3 separate regions of the Homo sapiens genome follow, and regions 1 and 2 are each linked to region 3. A link is an interaction called in ENCODE POLR2A ChIA-PET data of the cell type or tissue named here. Cell type or tissue: B cell. All regions are shown on one strand. Links, peaks and the distances in the headings refer to the core of each region. The heading gives the core; the rest is flanking DNA.

Evidence for each region. Peaks named below come from ENCODE experiments on the same cell type or tissue, not always from the same donor. Only the 100,000 strongest peaks of a DNase experiment are listed, where the experiment ranks them.
Region 1: POLR2A ChIA-PET joins it to region 3 with 5 read pairs; 1 of 35 experiments calls an interaction of 5 or more read pairs at or near these places.
Region 2: POLR2A ChIA-PET joins it to region 3 with 5 read pairs; 3 of 35 experiments call an interaction of 5 or more read pairs at or near these places.

What each region holds. Positions count from the first base shown.
Region 1 is chr6:159,113,731-159,121,209 of GRCh38, forward strand. The region is part of intron 1 of LOC112267968; the gene reads right to left. LOC124901449 reads left to right here. Exons shown (of 5, transcript XR_007059837.1): 4 at 1,702-1,778; 5 at 2,044-2,529. Among named protein-coding and RNA genes, the nearest start is that of FNDC1, 52 kb to the right of the region's middle. RefSeq lists an enhancer at 2,870-2,939 and a silencer at 3,361-3,568. In B cell, for the core only: no CTCF peak of the experiment used is centred there; DNase peaks (open chromatin) are centred at 999, 2,801, 3,981, 5,410 and 1 weaker place; H3K4me3 peaks cover 2,095 bases; H3K27ac peaks cover 4,913 bases.
Region 2 is chr6:156,791,296-156,798,774 of GRCh38, forward strand. The region is part of intron 1 of ARID1B (AT-rich interaction domain 1B); the gene reads left to right. Among named protein-coding and RNA genes, the nearest start is that of MIR4466, 15 kb to the left of the region's middle. In B cell, for the core only: no CTCF peak of the experiment used is centred there; a DNase peak (open chromatin) is centred at 3,766; H3K4me3 peaks cover 672 bases; H3K27ac peaks cover 3,028 bases.
Region 3 is chr6:157,218,051-157,225,529 of GRCh38, forward strand. LOC124901445 (a long non-coding RNA gene) reads right to left here and starts at 3,297. Exons shown (of 2, transcript XR_007059830.1): 1 at 3,217-3,297; 2 at 2,103-2,433. In B cell, for the core only: no CTCF peak of the experiment used is centred there; DNase peaks (open chromatin) are centred at 3,371, 4,681, 5,171, 5,741 and 1 weaker place; H3K4me3 peaks cover 2,651 bases; H3K27ac peaks cover 1,764 bases; H3K27me3 peaks cover 410 bases.

The DNA of each region.
Region 1 (7,479 bases), core at 783-5,782, 1.9 Mb after region 3:
GAGAAGGAATCACCAGGCAGAGCTCTTGCTGCAGGGTGGTGTCCCTGGCCCACCTGCACGAGTGGCCACCCTGCCATAGGGGCCCATCTGACAGCGTCTCTGATGACAGGAGCTCAAGAGCCTCCCACTGCCTAGTTTAGAAATGCCTTTACTTACATCATTTTAATCTTCACAAGGACACTGAAAGGCAAACGTTTTAATTGACATTCAACATACAAAACAACAACACTAAGCAAAAAGCCAACCTGAGATTCAGAGAGGTTACTTGGATTGCCTGAGGTCACACAGCGCAAGTAGGCAGTCGCCTAGGTCCTATGATTTACTGGATTCTTCTAAACTTCCTGTATTTAGATACTATTCCTATTACCATATGACCCAGCAGCAGTTACCCTTGGTATACCCCAAGATAATAAAGAACGTATGTCTGGCCAGGCGTGATGGCTCATGCCTGTAATCCCAGCACTTTGGGAGGCTGAGGTGGGCGGATCATGAGGTCAAGAGATCGAGACCATGTGGCCAGCATGGTGAAACCCCGTCTCTACTAAAAATACAAAAATTAGCTGGGTGTGGTGGCACATGCCTGTAGTCCCAGCCACTCAGGAAGCTGAGGCAGCAGAATTGCTTTTACCCGGGAGGTGGAGGTTGCAGTAAGCCGAGATCATGCCACCGCACTCCAGCCTGGCAACAGAGCAAGACTCTGTCTCAAAAAAAAGAAAAAGAAAAAAAAAAAAGAACATATGTCCACATAAAGACTCTTGTGCATGAATATTCACGACAGCCTTATTCATAATAGCCAAAGTGGAAATAATACAAATGTCTATCAACTAATGAGTGGATAAGCAAAATGTGGTTTATCCACACATTGGAATGTTATTCTGTTGTAAAAAGGGATGAAATACTGATTCATGCCACAACATAGATGAACCTTGAACCATTATGCTAACTGAAGAAAGCTGGACACAAAAGGCACATGTGATATGATTTCATTTATGTGAAATATAAATAGAATAGGCAAATCTGTGAAGACAGAAGGCAGACTAGTGGTTGCCAAGGGCTCGAGCATGGGGGCAGTGCAGACAGACTGCTAATAGGTATAGGGTTTCTTTCTGGGGTGAGAAAAACGGTCTGGAATTAGATAGCAGCGATGGTTGCACAATGTTTTGATATGTGAATTTTATCTGAAGGAAAAAAAGTAAAAGTAAAACAAAAGACAAAACCAAAAACCTGTATCTCTTGCATGGCATTGAATTCTCTACTCTCTGCCACATTGTCTGTATTTCTACCCATTAGAGAGCCTTTGAGTTGAGAAATGCCTCATTGAATAGGCAAATGTCTTCCCAAAGCTATTAGTCGTTTGCACCTTAGAGTGAATTGGTTCGGAGAGGTTCTGTTTCTCCCAACCACCGAGAGAAAGATGCTTGGGAAGGAGGATGAGCTGCTGGAAACCAGCTCTGAGGAAGGAGCCAGCGGGAGCCATTAGCTTGGCTAATGTGGGAATCCTGTTGTCTCTACCTAGGCCAGTGGCCTGGGCTCTGGGATCTGGGCATAGAGGTGGAATGGTCAGGTGGCCCTTACCTCAACGGGTTCCACGGGGTCATCCCCAGGGGGCATTGTTTGGCTGTTTTGAGCTGTCTGCTTTTCCTCTGCTAAGTCACAAAGTAATTCATCATAGACTCTTCTTTTGTTATTTATCCCTTTTAGGGATCAGGACAGCATAGTGTGTCCTCTGTCTTGAGAAGTTCGCATCCAGCTCTGCCATGGACCAGCCATGCTCATGGGTGAGTTACTTAACCTGTCTGTGCCTCAGTTTCCTGTCTGTAAAATATCAGTAATAATAGTTCTTATTACCCAATTGGTCTGGTTGATAGAGTATTACACAAGTTACTCTAGGTGGAGTGCTGAGATTGCTTCTGGCCACTTCATGAGGGCTGTGTACTTGATATTATTAACAATTGTAAGACATTTAATGAAGACTCTGAGTGGTCGGTTCATCTTTTTAAAAAGCTCATGGAAGGAATAAATTCATTCTCTGTTTTCTTTCAGATTGCCTCTCATTTTGCTACGGACAGGAGACAGGAAAATACTGGGTAGAAGAGGGCGGTTCCCGACAAAGGCCCCAACCTCAAGCCTGAAGACCCACGACCCTAAATGAGGACAGCCATTTCTGATTTTGTGCCCAAAAATTTGCCTTTTGGCCTGCCACACCCAACATCTTGCCCCTATATAAACCCGAGACCTTAGCGGGCACACACACAATCAGCCAAATGTTGGGATTAGCAGACCAGTGGACCAGCGGACCAGCAGACCAGTTAACGGTGGAACAACGCAGCAGAGAAAGAGAGAAGAGGAGGGATGTCTGAATGCCAAGGGGAATTCGGCCGCGGGCAGTTAGAAAAGTCTGGCTGCTGGGCGGCCCGACTCTAGGGGAAGACCACCTTCCCACTCCATCCCCTGTTCTGGCTCCCCATCCATCTCCCTGAGAGCCACCTCTACCACTCAATAAAACCTTTCATTCATCCTTTGAGCCCATATGTGATTTGATTCTTTCAGGACGCTCAGCAAGAGCTCAGAATATAGAAGGTTGTCTCAGTGGTCCCCTGCCCTTGCGATAAGGCAGAGGGTCCATTGAGCTGATTAAGACACAAGCCCAGATGGCAAATCTGAAAGAGCTTTATAATACACACCCACTTGGGCTTGGGGAGTCACAGACACCCATTCCTAGATGCTGCCGTGGGGCCAGAGCCCAAAAGGGCTTTCCCTGGCCTCTGCACCTGCCCATCTGCATGCTCCCCCCAGGGTTTTGAGCTGTAGGCGAGCCACACCCCTGTTGCGCGTCCTGCCAAGGGGAATTGGGGAACTCTACTGTTTCAGTTTCATGTTCCCCATATTTGTCTGTTAGGCAGAGACTGCTTTTGAGTAAATTTCTTACAACTAACAAAAGAAATACGTTCTACTTTAAATTATATCATAATTCTGTGCCCCAATGGAAATAAAGTTTCCAAAGGAACAACACTTTTATAATTTTAAATGCATTTTAAGAAAAACAGTTCCATGGGTTGAGGATGCAGGAACGAGTGATTCTGAGGGCAAGGCTGCAGTTCTCAGGCTTGGTTAGCCGTTTCTATGAAGTGAGAATTTTGGCCTGAGAACCCAGGTTGAACCTCAGATGTGAGTAGATAATTCCAAATCTAGGAAATGCAAGTCGGTTTCCTTCAGAGGAGTTGGGAGAGCAGGTGACTTCAACCTCCAGCTCAGTAAGTCAGGGACCCGAGACTTTTCTGAGGTGCTCAGGGAAGGTATTTCACCCAGTTCTGCGGGATGGTTGCTGTGTGTGTGGAGGGCTGAGGAGCACCTCCCATGGCTTGCCAGTGCCTTGACAATTGGAGTCAACTCAAGAAGGAACGCCAGGGCTCTGTACCTCTGGAAACTTGGCAGTGAGAGATGAGCAGAGACATTCCTGAGCTGTCATTTGGCAACAGTTCCCCATGGAGCATGGCCTTGCTCTGAAATCAGCCTGTGTCTCCAGTGAGAAAGCCTCTGGCAAAATATTGCTTCATTTCATGAAGTCACAGCCTGGGGGATCTTTCTCATTCCGGAACAATCTTTCTGAAGCACCACAGGCTGATTCTATTTCAATCAGCAACAACTGGATTTCGGGCAACCACCCAAGGAACCCTCTTTATTGATATTTCAGGCCTTTAAGTTATATTACAGTCATATTCCGGCAGATATGATATGTATCAATAAGTCATGCTACAACAGGACAATGATTTTCTAAATATGTGGGAAATCTTCACTGATTCATGGAATCGGGGGGTCGCTGGGTTGACCTTGTGCCCCAAACCATCAGAAGTGAAGATGGGTTTGCTAAGTCAGGGTGTCACCAGTGACTGCCTCTCTGTTACGCAAATCACTACATACTTAATGCCACGAGCTAGCCAGTTCCTGCATTGAGTCTGGGTGGCTACGCATCAGTGGAAAAGCATTGCTGATATCAGTCCCTCATGAGATGGTGCCCTCGTGGCCAAGCAGGAAACAGAATCAAGCACTGCATGTGGCCCTGACTTGGTGTGGGGATGGTGGCCTCAATGAGTTAGCAAGAGCAAGGGGCAGGTCATGATGTGACCCACAATGATTAGCAATAACGAGGAGGGGCCCTGGCTACCAAGAGGAAACTGACTCCTGCTCAGGGACTGTCCCTGTTGATGCCATGCCAAGATCATTCCATCCTTTGGCAACAGACCTGGTCTTGGACAACCACCAGCCCATGAAACTCTTTCTCCCGTAGTCTCTTTGGCTTCCCAAGGGAGCAAAGCACTAATCCTAATCTTTCAAATTGCTGTGCCTGGGACCAGCTAGGGGGAGACACCAAGTTTCCGTCTCAGGGTTGCCTGTGTCTCTCTGGGGGGAGACAGACCTCATAGAGGAGTCTAGAACAATCCCATCCCTAATCTTTACCAAAATGATAAATGACCAAAAACATCTCCGAGCCACCCTTGGAAAAGAAGATTATTTCCTCCTTCTCCAGGAGTCTCTGCCTGCTTCTAGATCCCTGGAATAACCCTTATTTTTAATTCATCAGGATTAAAAAGAAAAGAACTCATTATGGGGTAATTCTGAGTTTGGGCGTTAGCAGAGAGCAGGGTGGGACTGGGTACAGGAGCATTCTTAGTGCTCATGGCCCTTGCCCAATTCTATTCCTCTCTGTGCTTCTTCTCATCCCCTCCCCAAGCCCATCAGGTGCTGAAGAGGCCATGGGAAAACCCATGCTCCCTAGTGGCCCTCCAGTGGCTCTCCTTGTGGACGCTGTGGCCTCTTTGTTATAAGCATTATAGGCAGTGCATGATAAGAAACTTAACTATGAAGGGAAAAGCCAGATATAAACATTTAAAATGACAAAGATACTGCAAGACAGGGCAAGAATCTCTCCCTTGATATCTAGCAGTGAAAGAGGAAGGAGGATGCCCACCTTGGGACAGACCGTGAGGCCAAGGCTGAAGGTTAAATGAACTCCCTAACTGCAAACTAGACCAGCCCCCATATGTCCTTTAGCTGTATCTTCTCTTCCAAAATCTTATACTGTAGCAATTTTAGGTCATTGTCCTTAGCTTTGAAATTGTTTAAAGAAACTGAAGGAATAGCAAAAATTTAGGTTGCTTTTTCTTCTGCCTGAAATTTTAGAAGATTCTTCAAAGAAGCCTGTCTGAACTGAATACCCCAATATCACAGGCCACATACAACTTGTATTTATCTGTTCTCATGCTGCTATAAAGAACTTCCCAAGACTGGGTAATTATAAAGGAAAGAGCTTTAATTGAATCACAGTTCCACAGGGGCTGGGCAGGCCTTAGGAAACTTACAATCATGGTGGAAGGGGAAGGAAACACACCCTTCTTCACATGGTGGTGGCAAGGAGAAGTGCAGGGTGAAGCGGGGGAAAAGCCCAGAATAAAACCCTCAGATCTTGTGAGAACTCACTCACTATCAGGAGAACAGCATGGAGGCAACGGCCCCTGTAATTAATTTACCTCCTGGCAGGTCCCTCCCATAACATGTGGGGATTATGGGAGCTATAGTCCAAGATGAGATTTGGGTGGGGACACAGCCAAATCGTATCACTACTCTTGCTTTTATAAGATTAAAAATGGTGAACTCTAACAAATGATTTTTTTTTGCAAATTTTTTTTTTGCAAAGCAGTTAGTTCTTAGTCACTAATCAATTTATCTACTTTTTTCAAAAAAACCTTGTTCATGTAAAGTGACCCATTTCTCTCACCTACTGTGTCTCATCTGAGAGCAAGCCTTGTTGATTTCTTCTTCCGAAGTATCTCACAAGCTCCCAGTTCTCTTGGCTACCACCCAGGCCCTCATCTCTCCTGTGTGGCTTACTGTAAAACAGCAAGCTCTCTACTTCCTCCATCCCACCCTCTCAATGGCAGGCAGGTTTTCATTTTAAAGCACAAATCCAATCATGTCACCTTCCTGTGGGGGAGTGGCTTGTCATCACCCATGCCATAGGTTCCCAGCAGTTCACAGGGGAGCACAGGCCTTTTGTCCTGGAACCCCCTTTGTTTTGTGACCCCAGGTCTGGGTCAGGATATTCCCCTGGCTTGCAACACTCTTCCCTGCCTAGAAGACCCAGCCCAGTGTCATCTCTTCTAGAAACTCCCCTGTTTCCTCAGCGGGGAGGCCTCCTTCTCGGTCCTCTCCTGGCCACTTTGCCCTCCATGTTAGTGCTGACCACACTGCACTGGCTTCGATTCCACATTGGTTTCTCCACTGGCCGTGAGCTCTTTCGTAAGGGCAGCTCTGTGTCCCACACGCAGCACACATCTGACCAGTGCTTGTGGCATGAATGCGTATCAGAATGACAGGGAAGTTGCTAAATGTAATTAAAAAGAAAAAGCAACTTATGAAACTTCTGTTTCCAAGAGTGCAGGACATGAGACAGGAGCTTCTCAGTGGGCCTGTTTAAAGTGAGTGGTAGGCTTTTGCTATTCCTACTGGTTACACAGACCCTTCCCCTTCTTAAGTCTTGAAGAGCAATTTGGTTTTCTGCAACAATTTCTGCTCTGAATTTGGGCATGCACCAGAGGTTGTTGCTGCCCCTTTAAGTTTGGCTGTGTGGTTTAAATGTAACCCTCTCATCCTTCCTCCTTCTCCTTTGCTCCAAGATGGAGGGTTTCACAGAAAACACTGCGGGGATCTTATAAAGAAAGAAGTCCATCCCTTAAACAAATTAAAGTTTCATTTCATTTGACAAATGTTGAATTCATTTAACATCAACAAATACTGACGATTTCAATTTACTGTCATTTGTAAATGAATTAACAAATTATAATTCATTTAACATCAACAAGTATTGTCTGGGCCGTTACTCTTGTATACTGACTTGTAATTGTTCTTGATCCTAAACTAAATTTGGATCCTTATGTTCCTGAAAATATGAAGACTTGTTATTTTTCTTCTATCCCAATGTTTCTTTCTAATGAAACTATAAAATCACTTTGAGAACCCTTTATGACACTATCCCGTATGATTTACTGCCAGCACTTAGGAGATGTGACGCCAAGCCAGAGAAGTGGAGGACACAAACATGGAGGAAAGGTTTAAATTCTTGCTTAGAACACAAGATCCCAACTCCCAGGCTCAACAAATGTCCCTTCCTCCTGCTATTGCTTCAGTTTGAGATTTCTAAAGAAATATTTCTTTAAGAACTTAAAAGAACTGTATGTTGATTTTAGAAAAATATAGATAAAAAGAAAAAAATCTACAAAATTTCTACATCAAAGCTAATCACTGTCAGCATTTCAATGCAGCTCTTTCCAGATATTCATATAAACATATTCTTCTAGACCTCTATATAAATTAAAATTGGATCAATCAATATACTTTTTTTGAATAACGGTCTTTAAGTTGGAGACTATTTTTGTCCCCTTTGGGATGGAGGTTTGCTGTACTCTATCTCCCTTAACATGT
Region 2 (7,479 bases), core at 783-5,782, 430 kb before region 3:
TATGTGGTATTTTTCAGGGACTCTCAAACTTTCACACATGAAATAAACGAGGTAATGTGTATGGCATCACATGATCAAAATATTTTTCCCCTTGCTGCTGCCAGAGCTATCTATTGCTTTTCAACAGTCTCACTTGTTGGGCATCATGCCAAGATGTTTAAGACAACCCCTTACGTGAGCTGTTCCATTCTTAACCTCTTTGACTGAAGTGCCGTGACCTTCACATATGTAGATTAGCCATGTGCTCTGTGAATTGAAACTTGCTGCCTCAGGAAGAAAAGGGTTTTTCTTTTTATTCCACTGGGAATTTGACGGCCATTCATCCCTGACCTGGGCAGAGGTAATGCAAGGAAATTGGATTCAAACGGAACACGGACAGATAACACAGGGAGGCAGTCAGCGTGTACAGGCAGGCAAGCTTTCTACCTGGTCCAGGGTGAAAATACCCACCGTCTGTTCACAATGTGCTGATGTGCAGGATCCGAAGAGCAACTGACAGATGGAGATAGAGAGATAAATGTAGGAATTCTGGAACCGTGTCCTTTTAAAAAAGGACATTGTTATTATGGGCATTGCTAATTCGTTTTGACTCTCCTCTTTCTCTTCCTTTCCAAACTATATTTTTGAAATCTTTGAATTTTTGTTTATTTCCTAATGCTAGGAATTAAATACTTTTGACATAGTGGACAATTTAGATGAGTCTTTCAAAAGCAGAAATCTTTAAAAAAAAGGAGAGATGAATGTATGACCTGTATCTGGAATTTTGAAATGAATTGATACTTAGAACTTTACTCATATGAGAGTTATTAGCTTTGTAATAGCTGAGTATTTTTATTATAGCACTGTTATTTATGGCTCTTCTAAGTCTTTCTCTAAACCTACATTTCTTTATTTGAGAGGCAAGAATGAGAAGCAGCATATCCATAAGAGTTTTGCCAATCACTCCTGACTAGAATGACAAGCTGATTTCATGTTTCCCCAAGTATCAGTCCTATGCAGCCCCCCCTTTTTAAAAAACCATGCAAGGCCGGACCCAGTGGTTCAACACCTGTAATCCTAGCTCTTTGGGAAGCTGAGGTAGGAGAAGTGCTTGAGGCCAGGAGTCCAAGACCAGCCTGGGCAACATAGTGAGACTCATCATAGTGTAATGATGAATAAAAGTAATTAATAGCACATTTTTGGATTTTTATTAGACAAAGCTAGTTTTAAAGAACATTTATCTTTGCCTTGTTAATAAACATACTTGCAGTTAGTGTAAAATTCAGTATAAATAATAGTCATGGTGCTTGAGTAGGCTGATAGGACGAGATGCATAAGGAAGGTTGTCGTTATAAGAATAATGGGTCTGAAGTGGTACTCCAGCTAGTGTCTTAGCAAAAGGAGGGGTGCTTAGGGCAGTCTGAAATTTATGAGTGCTTTTGTATAGCTTTCAAAGCTGAGCTTTTCCTGTGTACATTAGGGTTTATGAAATATCGTGGGTCAGAGCATCCGTTACAGGCGCTGTGGGAGCTGTCATAGATACCTGGCTCTTTCCGTGGGTGTAAAATAGGTTTAGTCCTTAGGATGTCTGTGTAGGGAATGTGCTTAATGGATACGATAGACTATGGGGGAAGCAGAATTATCCTTTTATCCGAGGATGACTTGTTTCTTTTTAAATGAGGACAATGAAAAAAAAATTGGGGGAAGTATCTTATCACAGTCTTGTAGAATGTGGGGGCTTTCGTGGACTGCAGTTCGCATGGCAGGCATAAGGAGCGCTAATCCAGTGATGACAGCATCTTTATGCCTACCTGGGAAGATGCAGCAGCCAGCACAGCCCTAATATCAGATTAATACCGGGGTGGGGGCATGAGGCATGGCTGGCACCTGAGAAGGCAAAAGGGAATTCTGTGATTGGAGAAGAAGCAAGGCAGGTGTGTCATTAAGGTCAGGATGGCCAAGTGGAGAGTGGTCCTCCTGGTGCACACAGTGAAGGAGAGCAGCCAGCTGGGTGCAGAGGAGGCAGCAGAAATGTCAGGGTGTCCGTGAGTCAGCAGCTGAGCATTGTGGGATTTTTTTTCCTTTTCTTTGAGACAGGGTCTTACTCTGTTGCCCAGGCTAGTGGGCAGCGGTGAGGTCATGGCTCGACTTTCTGGGCTTAAGCAATCCTCCCAGCTCAGCCTCGTGAGTATCTGGGCCTACAGGCACATGCCACCATGCCTGCCTACTTTTCAAAATTTTTGCAGAGATGGGGTCTCACTGTGTTGCCCGGGCTGGTCTTGGACTCCTGGCCTCAAGCAGTTCTCCTGCCTCAGCTTCCCGAAGAGCTAGGATTATAGGTGTTGAACCACTGGGCCCGGCCTTGCATGGTTTTTCAAAAAGGGTGGGCTGCATAGGACTGATACTTGGGGAAACATGAAATCAGCCTGTCGTTCTAGTCAGGAGTGACTGGCAAAACTCTTATGGATATGCTGCTTCTCATTCTTGCCTCTCAAATAAAGAAATGGAGGTTTAGAGAAAGACTTAGAAGAGCCATAAATAACAGTGCTATAATAAAAAGCAATAGTAATAGTAATAATGACTACCATTAATGCACTCCTAGTATGTGTGCCAAGGCACATTGCACGTATTATCTGCAATCCTTTCAACAGTCTTGCAAAAGCATCATCATTATCTCTATTTTATAGACAAGGAAACTGGTAGAATTTAGAAATTTGTTCAATACCCTGGTTTTTCTGGTGCTAAAGCCTACATTCTTTCCACTAAACTAGTGGTTTTCAAACCCAGTTGTGCTTCAGAATCACCTAGGGAAGTAACCCCTGCCCCCAGGAACTCAGATGCCATCAGGCTCTGGAGTGGCCTGGAAGCCCACCTTTCTGTCTGTCAGTAGGGCCACTGAAGAGCAAGTGGTAACATTTAAAAAAAAAGACTTCTTTTTTGTTATTGCTAAGACATGTAAAATTGCATTCTTTTTTTTTTCTTTTCTTTTTTTGGAGACAGAGTCTTGCTCTGTCGCTCAGCCTAGAGTGCTGTGGCATGATCATAGCTCACTGCAACCTTGAATTCCTGGGCCCAAGCAATCCTCCCACCGCAGCCTCCTGAGTAGCTGGGACCACAGGCGCATGCTACAATGCCCAGCTAATTTTTAAATTCTTTGTAGAGATGGGGGTCTTGCTGTGTTGCCCAGGCTGGTCTCTTTACATTCTGGGCGGCTCAAGCAATCCTCCTGCCTTGGCCTGGGAGGCCTGGGAGTCTGGGCGTAGTCATTCACATGAACCATGGAGCCTGGCACATTCTTTTTTTTTTTTTTTTTTTTTTTTTTGAGACAATTTCACATCATCACCCAGGCTGGAGTGCAGTGGTGCGATCTTGGTTCACTGATGGCAACCTCTCTCTCCTGGGCTCAAGTGACTCCCACCTCAGCCTCCCAAGTAGCTGGAGTTAAGGCACGCACCACCACACCTGGCTAATTTTTGTTATTTTTTTGTAGAGACGGGGGTTTTGCCATGTTGCCCAGGCTGGTCTTGAATTCCTGAGCTCAAGTGATCCACTCACCTTGGTCTCCCAAAGTCTGGGATTACAGGCGTGAAGCCCTTCTGCACCTGGCCCACATTCTTATAATTCAGGAGCTTTTAGTGTATTTTGGCTCTGTAGTCATTATCAGACATAGAAGAGGCAAGAATTTGGGCTACAAGGGCTGGAGGGTGGCATTGGGATTTTCTGATCACATCACCAGACATTAATTTACATTTGTTCTTCAGGGAAACTCCCTACCATTATCTGGGTCGTTGCTCCCTACCACCGTCTGGGTCATTGCATAGTTACCCAGGGTGGCCGTGAACTAGTCAGCAGCCATTTAGAGGAAAGCCTGCTTGGCTTGGCTGGTTCAGGAGGCGGAGGCTGCTGCAGGGCCTGGGAAGGAGTAAGGCAGCACACGGTGGCTGTTAGGTCATTTGTGTTGGATGAAAGAGAGTTGGTGCACAGACTGGACGGTGTCTCAGATTCGCTGGGGTTTACGAGTCCAGAAATCCATGAGTCCGAGGAAGTGGGAAGAGAGAATAAGGGAAGGGAGGCCGGAAGGTAGGAGAGAAGGGGAAATCCAGGCAGCCGGATGAGAGATAATTTTAGAGTAAGAAACCAACAAAATATAATATTCATTATGTACCCAGATTGAAGTACTATGGTGCTAAAAGTTGTCAACCAAACACCAAAATTAGCATATCTAAAAATCATCAAGACGGTAATGCATAGTTAAAAGAACAGATGTAAGGCAGAAAACTCCTCCAGTTCTTCAGTGAGGTTATTTCATGACATAGAGTCTTGATTATTTCTGTCTTTGTAGCCACACGGTCATTTTGGAGCCAGATTCAGTGGTGTTAGGAGGTTGTGGAAAGCACTCAGCGGACACCTTCTTTCCCTCCCTCCCCAGGCTGCCCAGGCCTCCTCAGGTGTGGGAGGGCTCCCGAGACCCTCTGCGCCCTTCCTTCTCTTCCTTATTATTACTGTGCCTTATGGGTAAAGTACAGTACTGGGAAGTTTCTCTTTATGTCCCCAACTATTCCTCTCTTCTAATTGCCAATAAAACTACATCTCACAGCTTTTTAAAAAAAAATTCAGTTTAGCTCATAACCTTGTCTTAGACAAGGGGTGTAAGTTAAATTTCACGTAAGCGGTCCTGCTGGGGTTCCTGCGCGGTGGGAAAGCTCGGCACTGCTCTGCTCATGCCTGTTTGCGGTGGGAAAGCTCGGCGCTGCTCTGCTCATGCCTGTTGTCTGGGTTTTCAGCGTGTGTGCTCCTCATCTGCTTTCTCTCTAATTTGAGGCTGAGACTGTTTCCAAGTGGCATACCCCTGTAATTCTGTTTTTAGCTTAGAATTAAATGAAGTCTTTGCTGTCTCTTGTTTCCTATTTCATAATATTTCATCTTGCTTTATTGTTTATGGTAATGTATCACTATCAGGGTTATCATGGATTTCCAGTTTTTCAAGTTAAAGCTGACTGTGCCTAACCCATCTCAAGCAAATCAGTGGGCAGTTTATTTTTAAGAGCCCACAGGAAGAAAAAAACAACAAAATCTGTAACCTGCTTTTTAGGCTTTTGCCATGTGTCTGTAAGACTGGACCTTTACTTTTTTTTTTTTTTTTTAAACTTATGAAGGGACTGGGCATCTTCATGTCTTAGCAGCCACGTTTAAATCTCTGTCATTATGATGAAAGGTATCTTTTGCCTAGAAAGCTAACACCTGTCTACTTGTGTTATTTCTTTCAGGGAATTTCAGTAGTAATGTATCATTCATCTAGTGGTAAGATTTTCAGCAATGAGAACATTCTGAAGCAGCTGAGAAAGCCCTAATAAAATAACTGTCAGAATGCTCATGAGCTTCTCTCTGTTGGAGAAGAATCAAGCCATTTCCTCCTCTTCCAGGCATAGAGAATAGTTATCCTTTTTGCCATATTACAAGGACAGAGTGGAGAAGTTCGTCATGCAGCTGTGGGCGCAGGCTAGTGTGTGGGGCTGGGGGAAGCAGACAAGTGGTGAGATGGTGGGCTCTGCTAAGCCCTGGGGTGGGCGTAGGAGCAGAAGCCAGAGCCTGGGGCCTCTGAGTGAGTGGGCTCAGTGAGGGGCAGGCCCAGCCTCATGTGCTTTGAGGTCTTTGAGAGCCTCAGACACCAACCTGGTAGAAGAGGCATTTGGAGGGATGCCTTCCATACCCCAAGACCCTGGGAAAGGAGAGTGGTGAGTCAGGGTTGGGTGGGTGGGAGGCCTGAGTTGATTGCCAGCAGCTGCCAGATACCATGCCCCTTTGTGTATATACTTCCTTTATTCATCAAATAGCTGCTGCCGTCTACTCAGTTGCTGGGTATCTATTCAGTGCCTGCTGTGTGGCAGAGTGTTCTAGGGGCTGGGGATACCACAGTGACAAAACCTAGTCCCTACTTTCATAAGGCTTACCTTCCAGAGAAATTTAATCCCAGAGACAGCAGACCAACCACCCACATGGGGGTGCTGCCGTTTATTGTAGGGATGAACAGCAGTACAAGGGAATTCAAAATAATGGAACATTTTCAAAAATTGGTTTTAATGGAGCTGTAGATGAATATGCAGTAAAATCAGTTTGGAGAGGAGCTATCGCAGCTATTTCTCCAGTCTTTCAGATGCCCGGCCTGAGCCTCTTGTGCCATAGGACAGTTGTTAAATGTAGCATTTCCATTGCCCGTGGTTGAAATGACCAGTGGCAGCCCCGATGCCACCTTTATTTCCTCAAGGCTGGACAGAAGAACCTTGCAAGCGCAAGGTTCTTGACCTGACTCTATGGGAAGGAATCATACAGTGCTGGATTTTTTGAAGGTGTTCCTGCTTTTGGATCATCTCATGTACTTGGTGCCAGGCTGTGGTTTTGGATTTGGACGTGTTGGGTTGAGATGGTTTCCAGACAGCTCGATGGAGATGCTGGAGCAGAAGGAAAAGAGGGATGTGCAGTTGAGGCGGGCACAAGGGCCGCAGCCTGAGGTGCCAGCTGAGAGGCCAATGACACTGCCCTGCGGAGCACGTGCCTGGTGAGGAGAGGTGCCTGGGCGTTCTAGGGGGCACCAACCTTTAGGGATGAAGAGGAGCCACCCAGAGAGCCAGAAAGGGCGATGGAAAAGCTGAGGAGAGTTCCACAGGGGGCAGGAAGACATGCACAACTGAGGTGAGCACTGAGGAATGCCCAGTAAGCCTGGGGGCTGACATTGTGGTCATTTCGTCACTGGTGACCTTCAGAGGAGTGGTCGGGAAGGCGGCAGTTTGCAGTAGGTGGAGCGAGAGATGGATAGGAAGCCAGAAAAAGGCTCTGGACAGCTGGAAGAGGAGCGGGGTGTTTGATGTGTTGTTCTTTTGCTGGAAGAGGGTGGAGCGCCTGCGCCTGCCGCTCTGCTTTCTCTGCTGGGTGCTGTGCTGGTCGCTCCCTCCTGGGGCCCCTGCATGTCCACCCATCCTTCCTCCTCTCCGGTGGGCCTGGAGCTGCTCAGGGGAAGGCGGGAGCACGCCTGGCTCTTTGTGGCCCAGTGCCTGGGGTCGTGCCTGGCATGCGGTGGGGCTCAGATTATGCTGGTGGTGGTGATAGAGTTCCCTTAGCACTCCTAGGTGACAGGCTTTCCCCTCTGCATTTCACAGATTCTAAGGTAACGTACAACGAAGGGTGCATGCGCTTTGGCCAAGGCCATGTTACATGATGGTACCAGGAGTCAGCCCTGAGGCAGATGAACTCCAAAGCCTGTGCTGCCCTCGCTCCTTGTTGAGGGTGGAGAATATTTCACTACCTTTGTAGACTGAGGGGAAGATTATTTACAAATATTTCCAGAAGATTAGTTTTGTAATATATTGAACTACCAGTATATTTTGGATGCCTTTGATCTCTTTGGTAAACTGGATTGTCACCTTGATGTAGTGAGTCAGCTGGCTTGGTGGAGGCATCTCTGAGTGTCTGGAGAAACTTCATAGAGATTATTGCATTTGGGGA
Region 3 (7,479 bases), core at 1,264-6,263:
TGGAAAGAGGAGGCAAGAAGGACAGGACGGAGAGGGCGGGTGGGGCACTGGGAGAGGCCAGGGAGCCCATGTTGGCACCAAGAGCCAAAGGCTTCCAGGAGATGCTGCCACAGGGCCCAGGCTGCAGGACAGGCCCAGATGGCAGCAGAGGGTTCCCTCGATTCTGCAATGGGAGCTCATGGACCATGCAGATGACAGGGCCAGCGTTGGGTGGAGGGGGGGGTGGCTGTGCAGATGACAGGGCCAGCGTCGGGGGTTGCTGCCCTTGCCCACCTTCAGGGCCTGCTATGAAAGGCTGCTCCATGGACACGCCCTTTGAGATGCTTCTCAGGACAGGGGCTCAGGATCCCCCGTGCCCAGCTCACTCCTGCTCGGGAAAGCCTGCCCCACCAGCGACCTTGCCTCTCCTCATGCATGAAAATCATCCTACTTTGCTCTTCACAAAAGTGTGGGTGGAGAAAACGGCCTTCAACACTCCTCAGAGCACCTCCTCGGAGCGGAAGCTGCTTCCTGGGGTGTGTTTCTGTTCTGGAGGTTGCACCTTCGATCCTGAGGCGTGGGAGCTGGCCTGAGGTTGAAGGTGAGGCTGAGGACCTGGGTGAGGCTCCCCAAGGCCCCCGGCTGGGCTGAGCAAAGAACGGGAGCGTGCCCCCACCACTCACAGGGTGTCCACACCTGGAGAAGGAAACCACAGGCTTTGTCACCTTTGTCTTAAGTCAGTGGGACAAACCTAGAAAGTGAGGCATTTTGGACAGCTCCAAGGTGGCTGTGTCCTGGCCTGCCCAGACCGAGGGCCCCGGGATTCTGGAGGCGCAGATTGGATCCCAGGATGCATGACTAGTGACTCCTAAGGTGGGAACCCCTGGGTGAGCGAGGAGTGGGAGGCCGGTGCACATCCACCTTCTGTCCCGGCCTCCTCTTCCGCCGGTCCTGTATTTCTCTCGAAGTCTCATCCCGGCCATCAGAGCCTCAAGACTTCTCAAGCTCCTGGCACATTCTGAGGTAAGCACCTAGGTTGATGGTGGCCTTCTCTCCACACACAGCACAGCCACGCTGGGGAGTGGGGGCCGGTGAATGGCCTGGGGACAGGCCACAAGCAGGCCTAGGTGGGGGTGCCCTGGCCTGCTGTCCCCTCCACCCCTGTCCTGGGAGCCTGTCTGCACCAGCACAGAAAGAATATCACGGCTGTCACCCACAGGGCCTAGCAGCCGGGTTTTTCTCACCAAGAGCTCGTGTGGAGAGGGACGCAACATGTTTCCCTTTTATGAGGCTGCTCCCTGTCCCCAAAGGTGGGGCTGACGGGTGTTCCTGGGAAATGAGAGCCTGCCCTGCCCTTTCCCCGGGGCTCCCTCGTCCATGCTCAGCCTCCCAGAAGCCCCTCCTGCTGAGTTGCCCACAGCCCTCCCTGCCGGCCTGGCCTCTCCTTGCAGCTCTTCCTCTTCTCATGAAGGTGTGTGGAGGTTGGGGTTTGCGCTCTCTCTTCCTTGATTAACCTTGCCAGAGGCTTGTCTGTTGCAGAGAACCCGCTCTCAGTGTCATTGATACCACTCGCTCTGAGTCATGAATTTCTCAGCTTACCCTTTCTTCTCCTTCCCTCTAGTTTAGTTTGTTCTTTACTATCCTGCTTCTTAATTACAACATTTATTTTCATTTCTGTTGAATTTTGTAAAACACATTCCAGTTATCAGTTTTCCCCAGGGAACAGTGGCTCACGTCTGTAATCTCAGCTCTTTGGGAGGCTGAGGCAGGAGGATCACTTGAGCCCAGGAATTCCAGAACAGCCTGAGCAATATAGTGAGACCCCCATCTTCACAAATAATTTAAAACTTAGCTGAGCATGGCGGCGTGTGCCTGTAGTTCCAGCTGCTCAGGAGGATGGGACGGGAGGATCGCTTAAGCCCAAGCAGTGGAAGCTGCAGTGAGCAGTGATGGCACCGTTGCACTCCAACCTGGGTGACCGAGTGAGACCCTGTCTCAAAAACAAGACAAAAAAAATACCAGTTTTCTTCTCAGAACATTCCTATGCCATGACTGTTGTTTTATAAAAACCCACAATGGCTGTGTTCTTTTCCTCTCCTACTCATGATTTTTTTTGGAGGCTCTTTTAGTTTGAAATAGGTTTTATTTTTCCCTGTTTTTCCTTGTACTATTGAATTTTAGTTTTATTGCATTATTATCACAACATGGCTTATATAATTTCTATATTTGATCACTTTTCATCTCTTATTTCTTCCATCATTACTTCTCTGCTCACGCTTGCCTTCTGGAATCTCCAGGAATACCCAACAGATATTTTGCGTTCTTGCCTTTTTCTTGTCTTGTTATTTATTATTTTCGCCTCTTTATCTTTTCTTCTGGGTGCTCAGAGAATTTCTAGAGTCATTAGTTTAGCTATCTGTTATATCCAATATGCTGTTCATGGCTTCTGTTGAGCTGAAAAACCAATGAGTAATTAATGTTTTACTTCTAAAAACAATATTTTTTATTTATATATTTGTGCATATCTTGGTATAAAACAATATTTTAAAGTCTCAAATTGTTCTCTTCTACTTTTAGAGACAGGGTCTCTCTCTGTCACTCAGGCTGTAGTGCAGTGGGGTGTGGGTATTGGGTGGGCACAGTCATGGCTCACTGCAGCCTCAAACTCCTTCCTGGGCTCAAGCCATCCTCCTGCCTCAGTCTCCCAAAGTGCTGAGATTACAGGCTTGAGCCACTGCACCTGGCCCGGTTCCTTTTTCACAGAAGCAATTTTCTCCCAAGTTTCCTTTAGAATAGAGTTTTCTTCTGTTTCTTGGAGAACATCAATTTCACAGGAAAATAGTTGCTGGAATTCCTCACATAAGCCCCCTTATTTTACATTTCTGGATCTTTTATACGTTCAATTATTTTTCTCCATAATCTATTGGATTTGAGATGGATTTTTTTGGAAATTGTGTTGAAATATTTCAGTCTCACACAAAGGAGTAAAGAGAAACTGAAGGGACCCCGCACCTCCAGAGTCCCTTCGGTTTGCCCCCTTCCCGCCCCTGGCCGGCTCCTGGCCACAAGTGGCTGCACCTCCACAGCCTGAGGTAGGACACGACGTCCCCGCTCTTCTGTTTCTTTTGGAATTTGCTGGAGCTTTTGTCACCTAGAACATGGCCAGGTTTTTATTATGAAAAAATACATCTAATACCTTTTTTAAAACATTTTATTTTGCAATGATTGTAGACTCACAGTAAGTTGCAAAAATAGCACGGAGGTGCCCCATGTGCCGTTCCCGGTTTCTCCGGTTTCTCCGGTTTCTCCGGTGCTGTGTGCGAACCAGAGGGCGGTGTGGCGACCAGGAAGCGGGGCCAGCATAGTGCGCGTGCGCAGAAACAGCCCCGCGGCGCCGGCAGCCGTTCTCCCTTTCCTAGACGGCAGGGGCCGATTCAGCCTGGGCGGGCGTGCTGCCCTCGTGTTGCTGCCATCACGGGGACTCTGAAGATGACTCCTCCATGACTAGACAATGAGAGTTTATACCAGGGCCCCTGGTTCTCTGTCCTCACAGGCCTCTCCCTGCTCACTTCACCACACACTCACACGTGCACACTCAGACACACGTACACGCGCGCGCACACACACACATACACACTTTCACACACACAGGTGCGTGCACACACATATACACTTACAGCCATGCACACACACGTACACACACTCATACACACGCTCAGTCACACATACTTCCACACAGTCATGCACACACACGTACACATACACTTAAGCTCAGTCACAGTCACGCACACTCTCGCATTCATGTGCACACACGTGCACATACGTACACATACACACACGCTGGGCCAGGGCTTGTCCCTGGAGCCAGGCGCCCGCAGTCCCCCCAGCCCTGGGAGCCCGGGCATCCTCACTGCCTCCCTGCTGCCTGCAGTCTCAGGTCCCCAGGGCTGTGCTCAAGGGTGGCCTCTGTCCTCTGCCGGTCTTAGCCCCAGCAGCCCTGTGGGTCTCTTCCTGGGAGGCCTCCTGCCCCGTGTTGCATGGTTGCATGGTGTGGGGATGTAGGTGTGTGGGTTTTGGAGGGTGTGGGCCCTGCAAGCTCAGTGGAGTACAGCGAAAGTTCCGGAGACTTTTCCCTCTAGATAGGGGGACCAACTGGTCCCAGCTTTCCTGGGACTTCCCTCGTTTTGGCCCTGAAAGTCCCACATCCCTGGAAGTCCTGGGTCACCCTCCCCTTGCCCTCCTAGGACCCTCTGGCCTCGTTCCTGAGTCAAGGAAGGGCCGCCCTGCGGGTGTCCCCAGCCAAGGGCTCTGCTGCAATGCGTCCACCCCCTCTGTGGCTAGAGGAATCTGTTGGCGTCCCACTGGTGATTGGTGATGTCCCCTCACTCCCAGCCCTGTGGCCCCAACCTGGGCTGCCCAGGCTCTCCTGCCTGCCGTCCACCTCTCCCGCTGCCAAACGTGCTCTTCCCTGCCTTTCCACGTTCTCATCACAGTCGCACACTCTTTTGCCGGTTGGCAGGGCTGGAGAGAGTGGGCTGGAGTCACTCTGACCTGGCCTCTTGGGTCACTGTCCTCATCTCAGGCAGGGTTGTCCCAGCGGCTCTCACATGACTCTATGGCTTTGCCCACCTTAGAGAGTGGTTCACACGGTGGTTGCCCCCACCTGGCCCTGGCCTGGTTCCTCTTGTCGTTTCTTCAAGATGAGCCTCCTCCCAGCCCTCCTGGGTGGCTCCTGCCATGTGGGGCCCAGTTCTCTTGCTCCTTTTCCTCAATAGAGAAAACAGTCAGAAGCCGTGTTCTGTGTATATGGCATAGGTCACATCCCTTGTCCACCCAGACCCCAGCTGTGAGGGCAGGGCCTTTGCCCAGCTCGGAGCTGGGGTGGGGCTGGGCCCCTGGAAGGCAAAGCACATAGCAGTGGGAAGGTGAAGACCCTCCAGGAAAACAGCTGCCCGCGCTTGTGGGTGTGTTTTCTCCTTAGCTTACTGGGCATCGATTGATTTTACTGTTAAGGAGAGAAGGCAGTGTTTCCCCTTTCCTCAGTGACATTGTGGGGCCATTTATGAGCTGTGGTTTTCCTGCCTGCCTTTTTGGGAGGGAGTGGCTCTGTCTGCCCCAGTGCAAGGCAGCTTGGGGAACACAGATGAGTCGCCAGGGAGGACTCCTTGAAGGGCAGTGGTGAGGCAGGAGGACCGCCCAGGGGCCCTCCAGGTGACGAGCAGCTCCTGATTGGTCTGAGGAGGCCCCTATGCATCGCTCTCTGGTCCGTGGAGCGAAGCGACAGCTGCAACCTTTGTGCAGAAAACACAGAGAATCCCGCTGGTGTCACAGGGCCGGGGATCTTTAGTACTCATGGGCACCGAAACAGCCCAAATGCCCTGGGGGCAGGCAAACCCCCAGAGCTGATTTGGAAGGAGGTCTCCCCCAGTACCAGAGGAAAGCGCTGGGCACCCCCCCCCCGCGTGGTGGCAGTGGACTGTGACTGCTGGTGCCCCTCCGTGTCACTCCCTCTGGTCCCCCGCAAGCTCTTGGCACTCATGTCCAGGAGGCTCCCATTGCTCAGCGGATGTTGAGGGAGCACTTTGTACTAAAAGCGTGCTGGGGCAAAACGACTTCTTGATCTCTTCATGTTTTAGGCAGCTCCTCCCGTTATGGGCCCCAAGAGCGCTGCTACCTCCCAAGGGAACACAGAGAAGGTGGCTGGCGTCTGTCCTGCGCAGCGAACGGTGGTCCGGGGATGCTCCTGGACGGGGTGGAGCAGATGGATGACAGAGAAGTTGGGGGGCCCTGAGGAACAAGAGAAGCTGTGTTGGTGGCAGCAAAGGAAGACACCAGCCTGAAGGAGGTGCGGGACAGACAGGTGCTGGATGGAGTGCTGCGTGGGGATGAGGATGTTATTTTTGACAAAATGAAGGGGAACATTCAGGCGGTCATTAGCGAGCATGGTAATGGGCTTGTCGCTTATGCTCGGTGACAAGCTGTAGTGGCTTCTAATTTCTCCTGCACCTCCAATTACCCTTCAGGAGCAAGACCGTCCTCACGGTCAAGCCTTTCCAGCCAGCAGATCCAAGCAAGGAATAAGATCTATGCAGCTTCCATGTGTCTCTGGGAGAGAAGATTGATAAAAGCAATCAGAAATTTCCGGAATTGCCTGGAGAAGAGAAGGCCAGCGGGAGGGGAGGGGGCGAAGATGAGGAAGGAGAGGGCACAAGTTAATAACACCTGTCACGTTGCCGAGGGGATGCTGAGGGCCACAGCTGGGCTCTGTTTCGGCTTCGAGCGGAACAAAGAAGAAAGGGCAGCTGCTCCAGCAGCGAGGAGGTGGCTGGACATGAGGAAGTCTGTGGCTGACGGGCTTCGGGGAGGCCTCCAGGGAGCTGCAGTCCCTGGGGACAGCACCCCGGTGCAGGTGGCTCCGGTGGCCCCTGGGTTTGGCGCCCAGCACATTCCCTTGACACAGCATGGCTATTTAAGGCCCAGGCCAGCATCCCATCGGGTGCTTTTAGCCGCCTGCGTCTCCTGCGCCTTTGGGGCTTCTGGGGCCTTCGTGACAGCAATCACCAGGCCTTTCATCCCCGTGGCTCAGAGCATCCCCCTCAGGGGAGCGGCAGCCTTGGAGGGGGTGAGTGGGGAGGGGTGAGTGGGGAGCGGCTGAGGGGGGCCGGCGGGCCCGCTCCGTTGTCCCCTGCAGCGGCAGGCGCTGGAGAACTCGGCTGCAGTCATTAGAGCCGGGAGTTGGCGACTGTTGGGGCCTTGTGTGGGGATGAGCTGTTAGGACTTTCCTGCCTTTAAAGAACAGGGACTGGTAAAATCGTATATATGAAATCAAAGCAAAGAGGAACCTGTTTTAGAGGTGAACAAGAGAGAGCTCAGAGAAGCGCATTAGGGACATATGGCATTTGTCAATCAAACGCAGAGCAACCTTCAAAAAGCCATTAGAAGGCAGCCCCATGCCGGTTCCGCCATTTGTGCCGGCTGAGGGCTCCCCCGTCCCGCAGGCCCCACAGACGCTCTGTTTCTGGGACTAATTAGCCTTCCAGAGGGCAATCAAGGGCCTCTGCTGGAACTTTCTTAGGAACTGAGCCGTTAGATGGCTTCAAATGGACACCACTAGAAACAGGCAGGAGCCAATTAGGCAGCGGCTCCCTCCCGGGGCCCGGCCAGGCTGCAGAGCGAGCCAGGAGGCTCCAGCAGCCTCTTGGTGCTCCCTCTCTCTGACAACGCTCCTGCCTCGTTCCTCCCCACATCCCCAATCCTTGCACTGAGATCATTAACCTTCAGGGCTCCACGAGGGCAGGCATTGGGTCTGCTTTACTCGCTGCTGGGTCTTCGGAGTCTGGAAGGGTGCCTGGCACGGAGCAGGTGTTCACTCAGTGTGGCCAAATGTCTGGGTTTTGTCCCAGCGGAACGAATCACGTGGGATTTCCTTTGCGGAGCATACTTTTAACAGGCCAGCCATGTCCACTCCCGCTTGAGTTGGACACGATTTAGGCATAGGGA